2 separate regions of the Homo sapiens genome follow, and region 2 is linked to region 1. Evidence: chromatin contacts called from ENCODE Hi-C or POLR2A ChIA-PET data. All regions are on one chromosome and are shown on one strand. The core of a region is the stretch at or near the end of the contact, and the rest is flanking DNA. Distances in the headings are between cores, read along the strand shown. Region 1 has its middle 21 kb from the start of WDR26. Region 2 holds the start of LINC02809 (long intergenic non-protein coding RNA 2809).

Region 1 (6,950 bases), core at 3,173-5,672:
GGCGGATCACAAGGTCAGGAGATTGAGACCATCCTGGCTAACACGGTGAAACCCCGTCTCTACTAAAAATACAAAAACATTAGCCAGGTGTGGTGATGGGCACCTGTAGTCCCAGCTACTCGGGAGGCTGAGGCAGGAGAATGGCATGAACCTGGGAGGCAGAGCTTGCAGTGAGCCGAGATCGCGCCACTGCACTCCAGCCTGGGCAACAGAGCGAAACTCTGTCTCAAAAAAAAAAAAAAAAAAAAAGGGTTTCAGGGCCAAAAGAAGATAGCTTAAGATTATGGCCAGGTGCGGTGGCTCGTGCCTGTAATCCCAGCACTTTGGGAGGCTGAGGCGGGCAGATGATCTGAGGTCAGAAGTTCAAGACCAGCCTGACCAATATGGAGAAACCCCGTCTCTACTAAAAATACAAAATTAGCCGGTTTTGGTGGCGCATGCCTGTAATCCCAGCTACTCGGGAAGGCTGAGGCAGGAGAATCACTTGAACCCAGGAGGCAGAGGTTGCAGTGAGCTGAGATCACGCCATTGCACTCCAGCCTGGGCAACAGAAAGAGACTCCATCTCAAAAAAAAATTATATGTATTATATACACATATAATATATATATTGTGTGTATATATATTTTTATTTTAGAGAGACAGTCTGTCTCTGTCATCCAGGCTGGAGTGCAGTGGTGTGATCATGGCTCACTGCAGCCTCGACTTCCTGGGCTCAACCCATCTTCCAGTCCTTCCAGCTTCGCCCTCCTGAGTAGCTGGGTCCACAGACATGAGCCACCATGCCTGGCCATTTTTTCTTTTTTCTTTTTTTTTGTAGAAACGGTTTCTCACAGTGTTGCCCAGGCTGGTCTTGAACTCCTAGGCTCAAGTGATCCTCCCACTTTGGCCTCCCAAAGTGTTGGGGTTACAGACGTGAGCCACTCTACCTGGCTTCATGATACTATGAAACAAATCTATTTGGCACCTGTAGTCACTGGAAGTTGCAACTCTTATGCTAAGTTCTAACACCATAATCAGAAGAACTTTGGATATTTCACTGTGAGGTTGTTGCATGCCTTTGACAAGGTGGGATTTTTTTTTTTTTTAATTTTTAGAGATGGGTTCTTGTTATATTGCCCAGACTGGAATGCAGAGTGCAGGCTATTCATAGGCATGATCAAAGTGTACTACAGCCTCAAAATTGTGGGATCAAGCCATCCTTCTGCCTCAGCCTCCTTCATGGCTGGGACTACAGGTGCCCTGCTACCTTTGACAAGTTTTGAAAGATTTTCATAGCATTGAGGGGAGAAGAAAAGTGAAACAAAGAGAAGAAATGGGACCCTTCTTTATCCTCCCTCCCCTCAACAGAACTATTAAAACCCGAGATCAGTTTGTTTAGACACTAGTCATATTGTCCAAAAGATTGCGCATTAAGAATCTCTGTCTTAACTTTAGGCAGAATTATCTTGAACTGTTCTAGTAGGATGGTAATCATGACAGCACAGCTACTGGGGAAATTAGAACTGAGGTTTCCTCTCTTCCGTTTGCTGAAATAACAGCAAAACTGCTTGAAGAAAACGCACTATATTATTCTAAGAAGTAAATTACAAATAAGCAACACCCAAAATGTCCCTTACTCATGGTTCCTTGAGTAAAAGGTGCTATGCTTTATCTACCCAATATTGTGAGTAGTATCATTTACAGGCTCATTTCTACTAGTAAGTTTTTTTTTTTTTTTTTCAGATCTCTGCTTCTAGCTGTCCTTCCACTCTATCAACTAATATTTCTTTTGCAAAGCTAGGAGGCTTGGTAAGGTTAAAAATAATTCAACTATATTGTGTTGAACATAATTGAAATGTCATAAACCATCCAGAGAGCAGGAGAACCAGTTCTCTCTTGTTTCTATTGGTGTAGTCTGTTTACATTTCTGGTCCCGTCCCTGAAGCTTGGACTGAGAGACCTGGTGAGGAATGTTTCCTCTGTAGTTTCGACAGGCACAGCTATTTGTCACTGCCTCAGAAGCTGCGTGGCTGCAGGTGAGGAAGGCTGCCCTTATGGGAGGGATAATTATGGTCAGTGACCTGTCTGAGCTTGGCCTCACTCTGCACCCAAGCTCGTGACTGGCTCAGAAAGTCTTCTGCTTCTGTGTTCACATCAATGATTTCCTTCCTTGCTTTCTAGAAGAGAATCGGCCTCTGGTACTGGTGAAGAGACCGGAGATTTTCAGTTAGGCATTTTACCTGGCTGAGTGCAGGGCTTGGAGGTGGAGTCGCTTGTGGAAGGATTAACTAGAGGGAGGAGTCACTGTCATTAGGATACCATACACATGGCAAAACCAAATATAACCACCCACCTCCTCTGACTCACCTACTTAAAGCATGAATAACCTGGAGGGGGTGGTGGCAAGCAGGTACAGAGATGCTCCTTGACTTTCAGTAGGTTTGTATCTCAATAAACCCATTGTAAGTAGAAAATATTGTAAGTCGAAAATGCATTTAATCCACCTAACCTACAGAACTTCATAGCTTAGCCTAGCCTACCTTAAACGTGCTCAGAACACTACAGTAGCCTACAGTTGGGCAAAATCATCTAACACAAAGCCTATTATATAATAATGTCGAATATTATGTAATTGAATACTGTACAGAAAGTAAAAAAACAGAATGGTTGTATGGGTACTCAAAGTATGGTTTCTACTGAATGTGTATTGCTTTCACACCATCATAAAGTTGAAAAATTGTAAGCTGAACCATCATAGGTCAGGGACCATCTGTATTTGAATGAGTGAGGTGGGGGCCTGAATCCACCCTCCTCCTCCTCTCACCACCCCATCCTCAGGATACACATAGACCAGTGAAGTCTGTCTTGGCCTTGTGAAACCCTTACCATCTGAATGGCCTAATGAAGTAGAACTTGTGACTGATAGGAAGACTTTGGAGAGGTTTGGAATGTTCTTTGACTTACCAGGAATCTAGTAGACCCAGGATTATCCAAATGTCACCAAACAGTGAGTTCAGTGCCCAGAGGGGAGGCCCATTATTAACCCTTCCTTGAGGTAGACACACCCAGTGTAGATGAGGGTGATGCTGGGTGGTCCCTGCCCAAGGCTTAGTCTGACCCTACTCAGGAAGGGGATATAATAGGAATAGCATTATGAGAGGTTCTTTCTGTTCTGTACCCCTTATGTGTTATAAGATAATGGAGGAAAATCTCAGTTGCCAAACCTGTGTCGGCCACATTAAAGCAACAGTTACTATATCAGTCATGGTAAATGAATGGTGGTCCAGGTATAAACATTGTTTTACCCCTTGATATTTTTATATGAAGCATTTGGCTTGAACCTTATGTTTGAAACATCAAACATAGTGTATTGTCATATTGAATATGAATACTACCAGTGTTTTAATAATAACTGACATTATATTTGTGGCACCACAGGTGTATCATTTTAAATTCTCTATATATAGCATTTAAAGTGTATAGTGACTAAAGTAATTACTGTTGCTTCATGTGGTGAATATGGGATGTGCCAGTTTAGCAGATGTGGTTACTCAACTCACATAAAAAGGTCACCTTAATCTGTCAGAAATCGTGGAAGTCACATCTCAAGTAGGATTGAAACATGCATAATATGGTCCATGAAGAGGGCACTCTTTTCTTCCCTGCTCCCCTCTCCTCACACCACCTCCTGCTTCTTTTCACAAGCTCTGCATTGTTCTGCATAGCAACGTTCCATCCACAAAAAGCTCCAGTGTGTAGGGGGTCTGAATCCTGTCTGATCCCTTCCCTAGCCCCATAGCTCAGACATGAGATGTGGTCCAGGGAGCAGCCTAGACAAGTGCCAATGGGACATGTAAAGATTCCCCTTTCTTTTCTTTCTTTAAGTGTTTTTTGGAGACAGGGTCTCACTTTGTTGCCTGGGCTGGAGTGCGGTGGTGCAGTCACGGCTCACAGTAGCCTGGACCTCCCGGGCTCGAGCCATCCTCCCACCTCAGCTTCCCAAGCAGTTGGGACAATAAGTGCGTGCCACCACACCCAGCTAATTTTTGTATTTTTTGTAGAGATAGGATTGTACCGTGTTGCTCAGGCTGGTCTCAAACCCCTGGCCTCATGAGATCCTCCCACCTCGGCCTCCGAAAGTGCCGGGATTACAGGCATGAGCCACTGTGCCCGGCCAAAGATTCCCCCTGTCTTTTTGACACTCTTCAGCTGTGCCCTCCCAGGGAAGACATTAGCTCACTCTGCAGCCACTTGTGCCATTCTCGTGCCCTCCTTGCACAAGGCCTTGTCGTAACTGCTTCACTCTCCTGGTCTGCCAGTGCAGGTATCAGTGATCCAAGAAGATACAGGAAGAGGCTTGTGTGGGAGTCGCCTGGAGCCCTCCATGGTATGTTGGCTCTACAAGAGCTAGGCATGTGGTGCCAGGGCGTGGGAGCAGCAAGGCCACCCCGCTCAGGCCTCTGCCCTGGAGGAAGGGTGGTGTAACTGCCCCTGGACGACAGCCTGGATGTGGCGAGGGGAGACGGTCCACACCCTGCTCTCAAGCATGGAGGTCGAATGTTTCTAGGTCAGCAGCTCAGGACAGCAGGCAGGTCAGGCCTGGTAGAGGAAGTGCATGTGAGGAGTCAGTGGGAAGTGAGTAAGAGATGGTGGTGGTAAACTAGGAGGTGCTCCTACAAACAGAATTGGATTTTCCCTTTTAAAACAAGGATGGCCGTAGCTGAGCCCTCCTCTCTCTCTCTGTGTGTGTGTGTGTGTGTGTGTGTGTGTGTGTGTGTGTGTGTCCGTGTCCTCTTCTGTTCTCCGCCCCTACTGAAGGAAGGAGATAGCTCTGGCTTCCAAAAGTAGCCTTGCAGCTGTAGGAGGACTGACTCTGCCTAGCCTTTACATTTCCCATGTAAAATTTAACAGTGCTTTCACAGAGCTTCTCTAAAGATCAAAGGGTACCCAACTGAATGGGAATCTGTGGTCTGGGGATTTTTTTTTTTTTTTTTTTTTTGTCTGTAGCTTCCCTTCCTCCCTCCCTGCAACACTAAGTAGACGAAATATTGGGCCAAAGGGCCAAGGAATCCTGTTAAGGGAGGAATCTCGCGGTCTCATTTCCAGCCAGGCACTTTTCTGTTCTTGTAACTTTCCAGTCGTAATTTGGGGATTACTGTTGATAACTCTGACACCTGGTGGTCATTTCAAAAACTGCACTCTGGAAGAATTAAACGTTCACTTTTATCATTTTTAGTTGTTTTTCCACCTCCAATGTCAGTGTCAATAATATGCATTTTATAAATTAGTGATTATTGTTAGTTGAATGATCTATAAGTAAAATCCTTGCACATGCATTCAACAGAATACACTAGGATAGAAAATTTCTGAAAGGTATACCAGAAGCTATACATGGTGGTCCCTAGAGAGTGCAGCTAGGTGTGGGGAGGAAGCAGACTTATTTTACTTTATGCCAGTTAGTGCCCTTTGAAATGGTCTTAAACAGAAATAGTGTATTACTGTAATAATTATAGTGAAGTACTGCACTTGGGCAGGATATTCCCTTCCAGGGCTCCTACCCTCTCCTGATTTTGCATCCAGGGACGTCCTCTGTGCTTTTGAATGTATTAAGGAGTGACGTACGGCTGGATTCACTCTGATCTCATTCACTGACAGTGGTGGGAGAGCCCAGAGCTGAGTAGAAACTGGTTCTGGGGCATCGTGTGGCTAGGGTGCCAAAGCCGAGAAAGGTCCCGTAGTCCCTGTGTGGTCAGCAGGGAAGGCAGCAGTGCTCTGTCAGTATTGATTCTTCAGGGGCAGGCTGCCCACTTACCAAAGTTATGCTTAGCAGAGGGGCTCTGGCTCACTCCCCGTCCCTCATCCTACCAGGTGTGAGGCTGCCAGGAGCCGATCGCACAAGGCTTGGCAAGGCAGATGCTCCCCAGCTCCTGACATCAGAGAGAAGGGCTGGGATTGTGGCCTGCGGTTGGTGGGCAGGAGAGCCTGGTCTGATGACAGCAACCACCCTTTGACTACCTTCTCTGTGGCTGTTACTGTCTGATTCCAACCTTCCACTGTTGAACAGACCTCCTACCACTTTCCTACTACTCCCCCTAATGATAACATACTGAACTCACTTTTATGAATTTGTTGAGACCTTACCACTTTTCAAGTGTGTGTTCAGGAACAGCAAACTTTTGTCTTGCTTGGATCCACCCACATACCCAAATCACCATGGGTATCAGACACACTGGGTAGCTGAGTGCTCAGAGGAAGATGCGAGGTATTCAGGGAAAGTGTCAGTGGGGTCTCCCAGTGCCTGTTTGGTCCACAGTTAGGAGAGGCCCTGCTTGCACTTCTAATACAGTCCCGGAAAGACGGGGCCAGAACTTAGGAGGGGAGCGCTTTGCAGCAACTTTTCAAGAAAAGGGGAAAATTTAAGCACCATACTGTTATGTGGTCCTTGTACCCAGAGGCCCTGTTCAGCTCCAGTGATCAGCTCTCTTAGGGCACACCCTCCAAGGTGCCTAAATGCCATCCCAGGATTGGTTCCAGTGTCTATTATCTGTTTGACTCCAAATGGCCAAACACCTGACTTCCTCTCTGGTAGCCTGGCTTTTATCTTCTAGGACATCCAGGGCCCCTCTCTTTGCCTTCCCCTCTTTCTTCCTTCTACTGCTTAGATCAAGTCTTCAGCAGACATCATGTGACCTTGAGGATGGATGTCACATGCTGGAGGAAACAGAAGGCCGAAACCCTGATGACTTCACAGAGCTGCCAAAACAGTTCCTGACTGTTTATTCCGGGTCTTTAACAAAGTGATGAAAAGAAATCCTTGCAGTATGAAAACAACTTTTCTATTCCATGGAGCCAAACCTCATTATAACAGATAACGTGACCCTCAGCGATATCCCAAGTATTTTCCTGTTCTCATCTATACTATGGCAAAGGGGCAAATACCTCTCAGTAAAGAAAGAAATAACAACTTCT
Region 2 (6,950 bases), core at 1,152-3,651, 3.6 Mb after region 1:
GCCCCTCTCTGAGCCACCATCCCGTCCTGGCATAGTCCCACCCACCTGCTGGTTCAAGCATTGGCTGAGCGTCTGTGGTGTGTCCACTGCAAAGGCAGACAGAAATCACACAACTAGTAACCATGTCAGATGTGCACATGCCATGAAGAAAGCAGGTGAGGTGAGGGACAGAGAGGGCTGGGCCACCATGCCCAGGAAAGGAACCTGCAGGAGGCAGGCAGGGAGTGCACCTGGAGGGTGGGCTCTGTGGACAGGAGCAGGGGCCTGGCTGAGCAGCTGAGGGGTCAGCCTGTGGACGCCCGCATGCAAGAATGAGAGGGAAGACAGACATGTCTCCGGAGAAGATCTATAAACAGCAGCAAGCACATGGAAAGACGCTCAAAGTCACGAGTCCTTCAGGACAGGCAAATCAAAACCACCATGAGACACCAGCTCACCCCATCAGGATGGCAGCTATTAGAGAAACAAACAAAAAAAAGTCACTGGATGCAGTGGCTCTCGCCTATAATCCCAGCTACTCAGGAGGCTGAGGTGGGAGGATCGCTTGAGGCCAGGAATTTGAGATCAGCCTGGGCAACATACTGAGACCCAGTCAGTACAAGAAAAAATATATTAATTAGCTGGCATGGTGGTGCGTGCCTACCATCCCAGGTACTCAAGAGGCTGAGGTGGGAGAATTGCTTGAGCCCAGGAGGCGGAGGCTGTAATGAGCCAAAATCACGCCACTGTACTCCAGCCTGGGTGACAGAGCAAGACCCTGTCTCTTAAAAAATTTAAATTATTTTTAAAAGGTTAAAATGGTAAGTCCTATGTTATGGGTATTTTACCACAATTTTTAAAATGAGAAAAATTTGAGGACAGAGGGCTGTGGGTATGGGGGGCTTTCAGCCGCACTCAGCAGAACAGGGGCTGCGTGGGGCTTCTGAGCAGGGACCCACACCAGGGGCCTGGCTCCCCACAAGACCCCCAGCCTCACACAATGGGGTGTGCCCCAGGACCGTGAGCCACGTATTCACGGGTCCCACCAGAAGAGCACATGCGTCCAAGAACAGCAGCTGGGCAGGGGTAGCAGGCAGGCACGTGTGTCCTGCTTTGTTCAGGGCATCTTTGCATTAATCGCCACTGCAGGACCAACATTCTCCACAACTGGCTTCCTTTAGAGACACCTGGCCTTGGGAGCAATGAACGAGGGAAGGGAGGGTCTCCTCCAGGGTCACCATGAGCACTCTCCTCTGCCCAAGCCACGCCCCCTGGCCAGCCCCGACTCTCTCTCTCAAATCTGAGCGCCAAGGACTCCCTCCCCAACGAGCCTTGTGCTGGGGGATCCCCTTGGTTCTTCTGGGGATTCGGGATACAGTGTGCCCAGGAAGGGAGTAGTCTGATCCTAGCAACCAGAGTCACCGTGGCAACAGGTGACATCAGAGCCCAGCAGCCCTGAGCCTTACACGGGACCCAACCTGCTGCCCAAACTGACCCATGGGGGAGACACATGTCCGGCTGGACAGGTCAGGTGGCTGCCTGCAGAAAACTCATGACCCTGAGGCCGTGTGGGCAGACACCCTATGCAGGGGTGCAAAGAGGATCATCTGAGGAACCCCAATGCTTTTAGCCCCAGGTATTTGACTCTCCCGGCCTTGGCACCAGACATGAGGGAAGGAGGTATACTGGCATCACAGGGTGGCCACAGCAAGTTACCACAACCTGGGTGGTTCACAACAGCAAGGGAGGTATTTCCTCGCAACTCTGCAGCCAGAAGCCCCACATTGAGGTGTCCCGGGCATGCTCCCTCCAAAGGTTCTGGGGAGGACCCTGCACAGCCTCCTCCAGCTCCTGGTGGCTCAGGTGCCTCAGGCGCATGGCCACACACTCCAGTCTCTGGCCTGTCTTCATGGCTGGTTCCCGATCTGTGCATCTCAGATCCCCCTCCTCTTTCTCTTAGACGATCACCTGTTACGGGTCCAGGGCCCACCCTAATCCAGGATGGCCTGGTCTCGACGTCACTCATTGAGGATGTCTGCCAAGACCCTGGTTCTACAGGAGGTCCTGCTCCAAGGCTCCAGCTGGATGTGAAGGGGGGTGCCCAACCTACCCCACTACAATACCTTCGAGGTAAACCCAGGCACTGACACCTCAGTTGAGACCTTAGAGCAGAACCAGGTTGCCATGGAGCCCAGGGTCCTGCTTCCCAGGAACTGTGAGAGACCATCTATGTGGACTGCTGTTTTAAACCACTAAGGTTTGCTAGAATTTGTCACCAAGCCTCGGAACACAGACGGGGACCAACAGTTCCCCTCTCCCCAAACAAGACAGGGGCCATTCAGAATCCAGTGCCTTTGTTGTGGACTGCTGTGTCCTCTGGGTCCTGTCTGCCCTATGCGGAACAAGATCCATTTGGTTTTTTGTTCTTTTTTTGTTGGAGACAGAGTCTCGCTAGAGTGCAGTGCAGGCTAGAGTGCAGTGGCATGATCAGGGCTCACTGCAGCCTCGAACTCCTGGCCTCAAGTGATCCTCCTGCCTCAGCCTCCTGAGTAGCTGGGAGTATATATACATCAAGACACTCAGCTAAGTTTTTAATGTTTTGTAGAGACGGGGTCTCACTATGTTGCCCATGCTGGTCTCAAATTCCTGAGCTCGTGATCCTCCTGTCTCAGCCTCTCAATGTGCTGGGATTACAGGCTGAGCTACCATGCCTGGCCACTTTGATTTTAGTGTCCTTCTCTGGGGTAGTGAAAAGTTGACCACCCTATAGGAGTCCCCAGTATCATTTTGAGACATTACTGCTCCGTGCAGCCCCAAGCTGGGAAGGTCACACACAGAGTGAGTCTGTGATGCATCTTGGAGACAAGGCCCCCAGCCCAGGCGTACCTCTCCTGCTAGCCTCTGCCTGGAAGCTTGGAAGGTGAAAAGGAAGCCCTGAAAGAGAGGTGCAGACCCCAGCCCCCTAAAACCTGGAGGTGGGTCTCAAGAGAAAAGCTTCACCCAGGAGGAGCCCGGCAGGCACCTTCACAATGTGCCTCTCCCTTTCCCCCATCCGTGGGGGCCTGGCCCTTCCTCACTCCCAGCCCCGCCACCTCATAGGGACGTCACCCAGGCGTTGCCATGGCCCCATGCCCTGGTCAGCCTCCTGCTGGTGTCCTCATCACACCTCCATGTGGAACCTCTCTCGCACCCACCTCCAGGCCTCATCCAGATGAGACCCCTGCCCCTTCACCCACATGGCCCTTCCCAAACGGGGCACACTCAGTCATTCTCTAAGGACAAAGGGAAGCCCCCCAACCAGCTTTCCTCACCAACACATCTCTCCCATCTCTGACTTCCTGCCGCACAAGGATCGCCTTAAACAAGCCTTACTTGATGCCAACAACCCCCGACAAGCAGAGCCTTTTGTCAAAAGTCTGCTTAGCCTCTTGTATGCCCACAGCAATGGTAGCTCACTGCCAAGATGCTTCCACATTTGGAGATGCAATCTGTTCTGTGTTGGCCCCTGCCACTGGCCTGGCTGTGTCCCCTGCCACAGACCCCGTCTGTCTCCCAGTCCCTGGTTGCCCCCAGAGAGCTCTGACTCAAAAAGGCCCTAGAGCAAAGTAGCTCCACACCTTCAGCCATGTCTCTTCAAAGCCGTGGGGCAGCACCCAGTGCATTCCCAGGGCTCTGAGCTCAGATACAGGTCTCGACGGTGGCCAAGGAGATCCCAGGCAGGCCTTGAGCTGTAGGGCAAAGTTGGTCACTTTACAGAATCCCAGGTTCTGACATCCAGCCTGGAAGTAGACCGGAAAGATCCCTCTCCCCCAGGATCCCCCCGGGGGTCTCAAGGCTCAAGTAGCCATGATCATGCCACTGCACTCCAGCTGGGGTGACAGAAAGAAGGAAGGAAGGAAGGAAGGAGGGAAGGAGGGAGGGAGGGAGGGAAGGAAGGAAGGAGGGGGAGGTACTAGGGTGGGGAGTTGGCAGGTAGACAACTTGCCCAAGTCCCACGGGCAGAAGGGAGTGTCCGAAAGTAGGCAGAGGCCCACAGTCAGGGCCACTGTCTGAGTCCAGGACAGGCAGAAGGCTCATGTGTGCAGGCAGGGACCACTCTAGCTGACAAGTGGGGTTTCACCAATGCCTACGATAAGTGATGCACGGGACTGGGGAAATGGTGCCATCAGACACTTTAAGACTTGTGGCATGTCACTTTGGGGATGCCAGGTATTTTGTTATCCTGATAGGAGGAGTGGATCGGTACATGTACCCAGAGTCAGAACTTCTTTTGTTATTAGCACCTGAAATGATAAAACCAGGCCGCCTCTGTCACTCCAGTTGATCGAGGAGTATAAACAATATTTCCAGCCAGGCGTGGTGGTACCCCCCTGTACTGCCAGCATTTTGGGAGGCTGGGTTAGGAGGGTCATTTTCCCAGTTCAATACCAGCCCAAGCAACAAAGCAATACCTTGTCTTTAAAAATAAAAATAAAAAAGAGAGAAAATATTTACAGATTTCATGCAACAGCTCTGAGATGAAAAGTTCTGATATTTCAGCAACAAAAACCACAGGTATTGCTAATACTGCTTTTGGGGAATGCTGCTTGCATTTAAGATGGGAGGAAATGCTAAATGTCACTCAGAGGTTAAGAAGAGCCAAGATGTGCTTTTCTGCAATCCCTCCCCAGGGTGCTCACCTCACCGGCTCCCCATTTGTCCACCCAGGCATGACAATAGGCTGGAACCAGAGAGAAAACAGTCCTTTCCCTGAGAAGCCAGCCTGCCTGGGAAAACAAGGTCCCCTGAGAGCTAGTCCAGGGGAGGGACATGTGCAGCTCTAGGCTTTCATCTGAGGTTTGGAGGGCTGGCAGGAGATGGGGAAACTGAGGCCGGAGTGAATATAAGGGGAAACAGGTGATGCTTTAAAAGGACCAGAAATCAGACGACTGTGAGCAAACTCCCTGGAGTTCACGGAACTCAACTGTAATTTCCTAAGCCACTGTGTAGTGCAGGCAAGCCGCTGGGACCCTCACCACTGGCCACCGGCTTCCCGAATGACCCCAGACCCCAGCCCAGGCCCAGAAGGCAGGGCAGGGCCACCCTGAGCTGGGAGGTGGGGGCTTCTCCCAGGGCCCATGCAGTCAGCATAGCCGTAATAATTCCTGTGGCGTGCTCCAGGTCCTGTGGTGTGACCAGCCAGAGGGTAGGCTTTGGGTAGGGGTCTGGGGAAGAAGGAAACAGGGCCAGGCAGAGGGGACAGCAGGGTCCTATCCCCACCTCACCCCCCAGAGAAGTCTTTAAGGGTATGAGTTCTTCCTGCCACAGGTCTTAGAGGTTGAGTGTTTGGACTAAGCCCTGAGCGTGAGGAGGAAGTACTGACTCTGGTGGAGGCAGCGCCACCCTGCAGAACACCCTGGCATCTTGCAGTGTGATTCTCCAGCTTTAGCCCACCTAGAGTCTCCCAACAGAGAGAGCGGGCAGAGCAACCATGTTGGAGACAGAGTGGGGCAGGATATCCAGAGAGGTGAACTCTGTCCTGGGATGCCTGGTGTAGTAGTGAGCTCCCCATCACTGGAGGAATCCAAGATAACATTGCAGTCTGCAGAGGCACCAAAGTGCTTGTTCCCCAAGAGGGAGGGCAGGGCTGGGGAAAGAGTAAAGGTGTTGGCAATAAGCAGACTTGGGCATGGAGTAGTCAAGCTCCAGAGGGGTTCCATCCTAGCTGTGTGACATCAGGTACGTGTGAGACCTCTCTGAACATCTGTGGCCTGGCTCAAATGCCGCACACTTCATAGCCCTGCACTCAGAGGTTGACCAAAGTGCCTGCCAGGCCTGAGGTGGGCTGGGGTCCCCTTCACCTAGCCACAATGGCTGCCTACTAGGTCTCCCACATGGGTATTCCTGCTCCTTTGCCCCAGACAGCCCATCTGTCCTTCCAGCCACCTTCCCTAGGAGGCCAGCCCGTTCTGTTGTTTGGCATCCCTGTCTCTGACCTGGTTCTCGGGTGCAGCCACCCCCAGAGGAGAGAAGCCCAGCCCAACCTGAGCTGGCGTCTTTGAGACTGACAATGGAGGCGGCCACGAAGGCTGGAGGGTCCCTGCCCAGCCTGGCCCCCAAACCCCTCCCTCCAGTCAGCTCATCCCACCCCTCTTGGCTAAACCTCATCTGATCCCAGGGACCTCAGAGGAGAGAGAAAGGGATCCCTACTCCCTAGGCAGCGTTGGGGGAGCACCTGGGCCTCAATTACCCCAGGAACTCACTGCCTGACACTTCTTAACTCCCTAGTGGGTCTCCTTCCAGGGGCAGAAATCTGGGTGTGACTACCTGGGCTCCCCTGCGCCTGTTTGGCCTGAAGACATCATCTTTGCCCCGGTGGTGGTGGGGAGCCCAAACCAGGAGCACAGAATCAGCAGGAAGGGACTTTTTATTATTATTATTTTCAGACAGGGTCTCACTCTGTCACCCAGGCTGGAGTGCAGTGGCACAGTCCTACTAGGTCACTGTAACCTTGAACTTCTGGGCCCAAGCGATCCTCCCACCTCAGCCTCCCAAGTAGCTGGGACTACAGGTGTGTGCCACCACACCTGGCTATCTTTGTAAAATTTTTGTAGAGATTATGTTGCCCAGGCTGGGGAAGGTACATTTCTTAACCCTAGGGCTGGCTATACAGGAATCCATTTTATTACTTTTTAAACTGTGCATGTATCTGACATACACTCTTTCCTGTCTGCATTTTTTCACATTAAAAAATATATATTTTAAAGGGGCCAGGCACGGTGGCTCACACTTGTAATCCCAGCACCTTGGGAGGCCGAGGCGGGTGGATCACCTGAGGTCAGGAGTTCGAGACCAGCCATGGCCAACATGGTGAAACCCTGTCTCCACTAAAAATACAAAAATTAGCTGGGCATAGGGGCAGGCGCCTGTAATCCCAGCTACTTGGGAGGCTGAGGCAGGAGAATTGCTTGAACCCGGGAGGCGGAGATTGC

The links. A loop is a pair of places that touch in the nucleus more often than their neighbours do. ChIA-PET counts read pairs that join two places held with the same protein, here RNA polymerase II (POLR2A).
Region 2: a loop to region 1 is called in a map of posterior vena cava, with 30 times the contacts of the local background. The contact joins the promoter of LINC02809 here to the enhancer-like site in region 1. A Hi-C loop is called at or near these places in 1 of 168 maps with a recorded cell type or tissue (posterior vena cava). POLR2A ChIA-PET finds 5 or more read pairs at or near these places in 1 of 52 experiments (Panc1).

The regions. Positions count from the first base shown.
Region 1 is chr1:224,452,554-224,459,503 of GRCh38, forward strand. It overlaps a transcript of CNIH3 not described here. Among named protein-coding and RNA genes, the nearest start is that of WDR26, 21 kb to the left of the region's middle. Within about 2 kb of position 4,423, at least 32 of the 41 ENCODE cell types and tissues checked have a DNase peak (open chromatin) inside an H3K27ac peak, as active enhancers do; they include Panc1, where a contact is called at or near this core.
Region 2 is chr1:228,074,149-228,081,098 of GRCh38, forward strand. It overlaps LINC02809 (long intergenic non-protein coding RNA 2809), which reads right to left and starts at 2,402. Exons shown (of 1, transcript NR_158166.1): 1 at 1-2,402. RefSeq lists enhancers at 747-1,247, 1,248-1,748.